Linked DNA regions of Homo sapiens: region 1 is linked to region 2. Evidence: chromatin contacts called from ENCODE Hi-C or POLR2A ChIA-PET data. All regions are on one chromosome and are shown on one strand. Each heading gives the region's core, a stretch centred on a gene start or an enhancer-like site at or near the end of the contact. The rest is flanking DNA. Distances are from core to core; before and after follow the strand shown. Region 1 has its middle 20 kb from the start of BRDT. Region 2 overlaps TGFBR3 (transforming growth factor beta receptor 3).

What was found. Hi-C counts contacts between places; a loop is a spot of excess contacts on that map. ChIA-PET counts read pairs that join two places held with the same protein, here RNA polymerase II (POLR2A). Pooled maps may share reads with other maps.
Region 1: a loop to region 2 is called in a map of Right ventricle myocardium superior, with 4 times the contacts of the local background. The contact joins two enhancer-like sites. A Hi-C loop is called at or near these places in 2 of 168 maps with a recorded cell type or tissue (Right ventricle myocardium superior and natural killer cell) and 11 of 50 pooled maps. POLR2A ChIA-PET finds 5 or more read pairs at or near these places in 2 of 52 experiments (GM10248 and WTC11).

Annotation. Positions count from the first base shown.
Region 1 is chr1:91,927,756-91,930,738 of GRCh38, reverse strand. No RefSeq gene overlaps it. Among named protein-coding and RNA genes, the nearest start is that of BRDT, 20 kb to the left of the region's middle. Within about 2 kb of position 1,303, at least 2 of the 41 ENCODE cell types and tissues checked have a DNase peak (open chromatin) inside an H3K27ac peak, as active enhancers do.
Region 2 is chr1:91,712,357-91,715,112 of GRCh38, reverse strand. TGFBR3 (transforming growth factor beta receptor 3) reads left to right here. Exons shown (of 17, transcript NM_003243.5): 13 at 2,571-2,756. Among named protein-coding and RNA genes, the nearest start is that of TGFBR3, 170 kb to the left of the region's middle. Within about 2 kb of position 1,497, at least 18 of the 41 ENCODE cell types and tissues checked have a DNase peak (open chromatin) inside an H3K27ac peak, as active enhancers do.

The DNA.
Region 1 (2,983 bases), core at 54-2,553, 220 kb before region 2:
AATCTTTTTTTTTCCATAAAATCTTTCAGAAAAGATCTAGTAATTTTAGTAATACTTGAAGATTGACGGGAAACATACATTAACAATTTCTTTGTAGAACAAAAGTGATAGAAAACCTCAATTATCTGACATAAAAAAGGTGACACATCTTCATATCCCCAAATAGTTGCATCTTTTATTAGCCAGTACTATCCATGTAGGAGTCATATCTGACAAAAAAGTATAACTTTTAAAGACTAAAAACCAAGTCCAAAGCATATCAGTTTACACGCTCCTCCCCCACCACCACCAAATAAAAGACAAATGATTGTACCATCATTATTAGGAAAGATGGAATGATACCTTTCCATCACCCCACTCCCCTGTGCATGATTTCTCACTGGATGACTCTTCCTGTGCCCCTCCCCATCTCAGAATAGTCTGAATTCTGTCTGCTCTCTACGTGCCTCTTGCTCAGGTTTACAGGGTCAGGATTTCTTACCCTTGCCAAGCATTGGGCCCACTTAATTTGTCCTCAAGATACTGGTCAGTTACTCTCCTGTGGCCTAGCTACTTCTTTCCATCTTGCTGACCACCTAATTCCTAGATCTGCATCCTGCTTCTAGCCCATCATGATGATCTGTGTTCTCTTCATGGTCCCATGAGGCTCACTTCCAACCCTGCTTTGCAATTTTGAGAATTCCATAGGTCCACTGTCATTTTCCTGGTGGTGATGTGCAAAAGCAATGGACTAAAAACCCAAGGATCAGCCAGGTGCAGTGGCTCACGCCTGCAATCCCAACACTTTGGGAGGCTGAGGTGGGTGGATCACCTGAGGTCAGGAGTTGGAGACCAGCCTGGCCAACATGGTGAAACCCAGTCTCTACTAAAAATACAAAAAAGTATCTGGGCGTGGTGGCAGGCACCTGTAATTCCAGCTACTCGGGAGGCTGAGACCAGAGAATTGCTTGAACTGGGAGACAGAGGTTGCAGTGAGCCGAGACCACGCCGTTGCACTCCAGCCTGGGAAACAAGAGGGAAACTCCATCTCAGAAAACACAAAACAAAACAAAACAAAACAAAAACTCAGCGGTCTTTGTTCTAGGACCAGCTCTGTCACTAACCAGTGAAATCTTGATTGATCTGATTTTCCTCTTTTGTGAAACAGGAAACCTGGATTCAATCATCTCCAATTTTTCTTCCCCTTTAAAATTCTCTGAGTCTCTAATCCCAAGTATGGCCTCTTGACTCCTGGTCTTTCTTGGCTTTTGGCCCAGACCAAGATCACTGTTCCTGGACCCCAGCCCTGCCCTGTTTTCCCTGCCTCCATTCCTGCCTGACCCTGCATTCTTCTGCAGCCCGGCATTAGCATAGCTCCTCCTGCCAAATGCCACTGCCTTGTCTCCAGCTCTCCTTCAGAATTTGTACGTTTCCTTATGATATTATTTTATATGCATATGTTTTATCTCCTCAGTTGAATTATAGGTGACTTTAAAGCAGGAGCCCTGTCTTGTAACCTGCCTTTTCAGGTTACCTGCATATAGTGGACATTCAGGAAGTATTTATTTCTTCATTGAAGAGTGTCTTGAGAATTTATGTACTATTGTGAAAGCTTTCTTTTTTTCAGAGACAATCCTAAGTAAAAATAGCTTTGGTTTGCCTGATATAACTTGTTTCTCTCTCTCTCTCTCTCTCTTTTTTTTTTCATTTCTTTTCTTGGTTGTTTGTTTTGTTTTTGAGACAGTGTTGCCCAAGCTGGAGTGCAGTGGCGTGATCACAGCTCACTGCTGCCTCCATCTCCTGGGCTCAAGCGATCCTTCTGCCTCAGCCTCTCGAGTAGCTGGGACTACAGGTGTGTACCACCACACTCGGCTAATTTTTTTTATTTTTAATAGAGATGAGTCCTTACTATGTTGCACAGGCTGGTCTCATACTCCTGGGCTTAAGCAAACCTCCCGCCGTGGCCTCCCAAAGTGTTGGGATTATAGGCGTGAGCCACCATGTCCAGCCTGATGTAACTTGTTTCAGTGTAAAGATGCCATGCATTCTTTCTCTATAACCCTGAGTTCTCTTAAAAGAGCTGTTTTTATAAATATTTTGAACAATTTTATATTCTTATGGTAACCATTTCTCACCAGGCATTCTATTAAACTTGTCTCTCAGGTTATTTGGTATTATCTTTTGTTTGTGAGAGAGTTACCCAGGATTATAGGTCACTCCACTACTTAAAATCACACTGTGACTCCCATCTCACCTAGAAATCCCAATGCCAAGTCTGAAGTCCTAACCATGGCTACACCAAGCTGGCATCCCCACCACCTCTCTGACCTCGTCCCCTAAAACCCGCCTACTCACTCTGCTCCACTGGCTTCCTTGCTGCTTCCTTGCTGTTTTTCAATCACATCAAATATTTCCCAGCATCAGGAATTTGCCCCTTCTGTTTCCCCAGCCTGAAATACTCTCCCTGCACCCAGGCCTTCCCTGACAGCCCTGTCTGAAGTGGAGCACACATGGCCTTGCCAGTCACACTCGATTCCCCCTGCTCAACTCCATTTCTCTTCATTAAATTCATCATCAACTAACATATTTTGTATTTATCTGTTTATTGTTTATCTTCCCCACTATAATGTAAGCTCCATTGAAAGCAGGAACTTGTGCTGGCTTCTCTGCTGTATCCCCAGCAGAGTAGCTCCCAATAACTACTCTCATGTGCAATGAATATATGCTTGAAAAAAACCAGACCTGACTTGAAAAAATGTGGTGTTAGGCAGGTCATAAATTTTAGTTCAAGTAAATTTAAATTATCTAATTATGTTTCCGGTGCTGTGTTTTCCTACTGCATTAAAGATATAAAGTTAATAGATTCAGTAAATATTGAAATTAATTGGATAAATTGGGTGCCAGATGTGGTGGCTCATGCCTGTAATCTCAGCATTTTGAGAGGCCGTGGCGGGAGGATTGCTTGAGGCCAGGAACTTGAGACCAGCCTGACTAACATAGCAAG
Region 2 (2,756 bases), core at 248-2,747:
GAGCTGGTTTTGGTGCTCAGCTGCAAGCTCAGCTTCATAGTGGGAGGGGTGAGAAGCTTAAAGGGTCAAAGTGGGGTACTTCCATATGTTAAAAGTGACTTTGGTGCACGTGTTTCTGTTTTGGAAAGACACATAACTCTCACATTCGCACTGACTCTGGGACAGAGCCCGCTGGCGCTAGATGTTGTTTTCCTTGATCATATGGATTCTGCCCCTCCCCCATTCTGAGAGTTCTCTTTCTTTGAGCACACCTTCTTTCTCCATTGGGGAAAATATACTGCCTTCTACATGCTTTTCCTAAGCCAAGATGGCTGTTTTTCTCTTGCTTTTCTGGCTGTACAGTTCACATGGGCAGTTGGTCAACAGCACCCTATTGCGCTGTGGATTTCAGGGGTGCTGCATAATTGCAGATTGTTCTTTTCCAAATCTATGCCTGGCTTTGCTGATTTATGCTAATCAGTGGTCAATCTTCCTCCTGTACCTTACCCTGGATATTTTGGGTTTTTTCCCCCATCCTTCAAATGCTGGCTTACTTGAAGTGTGTTATTGGTAGTTTTTTTTTTCCATTCTTGTTTTCCCATTTATACCTTTTCATATATCACCTATATTTCTCATAGTTTATCCTCTATTCCCTCTACACCATACAGTCCCTTTCATAATCCAAGTTAACAGTGTTGCCACCTGTTCATTGGTCATCTCCAGGTGACTGTTGGTCACATAATGGCAGTTTTCTTTTGGTTCATTTGTCTTGGGGAATTTACAAACCCAGTTGTTAATAACCCAAAATTTTAAATCTAGAATACTACTATTACTAATAGGTAGCATTTATTGACACTCTGGGAACTGTGTTGTTTGCATGTAACTTTTACTTTGCTAGTTTTCACAATTATGATATCTTGTGGGTATTCGTGTTCTCATTCTGTAGGTGAGTAAACTGAGTCTCGGTGCCCAGCACGTGAGCAGGAGAGCATGTAATTTTTATGAGCTCGTCTCACTACAAAGCCCGTAGTCCTTCTCCTACTCACTTCTGGTCTAAAAGTAAAATCCTTTTTAGTAAAAGATTTGCTGATAATTTATATATATAAACTATATATACATAAAATATATTAAAAAATAATATATATTTTTTCCCTCTGCTACAAAGGTATCCCTTTTTGGGATACCTTAGACATTCTGCCGCTACATACTTTCTTTTGAGATTAGAGAAGAGATTTGCAGTCCCTCTGTTACACATTTTGGCATGTGGTTTCTGAGTTCATGTTAAACGGCAGTTTTTAGTAATAGCACATATGTAATTTGCCACCTTTCCAAGATAGAATATCTTGTTTTTCAGAAGTATTGCAAAAATACTGAAGTGTTAGTATTTACAGAATGTCACCACAGTGACATTATCAGAATCCTCTTCATTAGCATTTTCACTGTTGAGTGTCCTGCAGTTAACCACCACGTAGGAATCTTTCACAACAGTGCTGCGGATTCAAAGCCCCATGTGATGTCAGGGGTTTCCCCTGGGTATCTCAGCGTGGAAAGTCTGTTTCTATCTCCATGTCTTTTGAAATGATTCTGCGGCTGTTGGTCTATGGGTAAGGACTAGCTGTTTCTACAAGTGTTTAAGTTTATTTTGATCCTAAATTTAGTCAAAGAATGAGGCATAGCAGGGAGGGGCAGTTCATGCAGTGATCCACGTGTCACCAAATGGAGAATCTCCTCTGGTCTGGGGATTTTAGCTAAGTTCAGGATAGTTGAGGTTTGAATTCTGTTTACACTTGGCTAAACATTACTTCCTGTTTCTAAGGAAAAGAACCTTAACAAAATTTGGACGTAGCCCATACAAGTGTTTTCAAAGGGGGAAGTATAAATGAGTCGGAAACGTTTCCAGATTAGATTTCCCCTAAACTACCCCTGGGCTTATGGAGCGAAGGGGGAGTACTTGGCAAGGCTGATTTGGATCTGTGAGCAGCTGGGACACTTTACCAGGCCCATGATGGCCTCCAGGTTGCACCGTCACTGACACCCAGCGCCGGAGCCAGCTCTGCCTTCTCGCCGATGAAGCAGGACTCTCATCAGGCTTACTCTGACTTTTTGCAATTTAGAAGCTCAGTCTTCCTGCCTAGGTTAAATAGATTTTGCCGCTGAACTCTATTTTTTGGTCAGTCTTTAAAAAGAGCTTAGCTTATAAGTGTTGTACTATTAAAACATTAGGGACTTTGCCTACTGGTGTTTTATTTACTTCGGAAAATCCACTTTAAATGCAAAATATGTTTTTATTTTTAGCTCTCAGAGGACTCATTGGGAGGTGGAAGAGACTTACTCATCTTGTATTTGAATCTAATGGACTAATATTTGAAAGAAATAATTCACTGTCATCATCTATATCAAATTGAAGTGGAAAATATCTTTTTCTTTCAATGTGTGTGTGTTACTTTTGTAATTAGAAAGAAGGCTATAACTATGTTATGAAGATAAAGCAGCGTGTCATCTGAAGGGCTGTCTTGGCATATGGTCCTTGTGCCTAAAGTGAAAGTGAGATGCTAACTCATTTCCTAATTCATCTTTCTGTTCTTTCATAGGTATCTGTTACTAAGGCTGAACAAGAACTGGGATTTGCCATCCAAACGTGCTTTATCTCTCCATATTCGAACCCTGATAGGATGTCTCATTACACCATTATTGAGAATATTTGTCCTAAAGATGAATCTGTGAAATTCTACAGTCCCAAGAGAGTGCACTTTCCTATCCCGCAAGCTGACATGGAT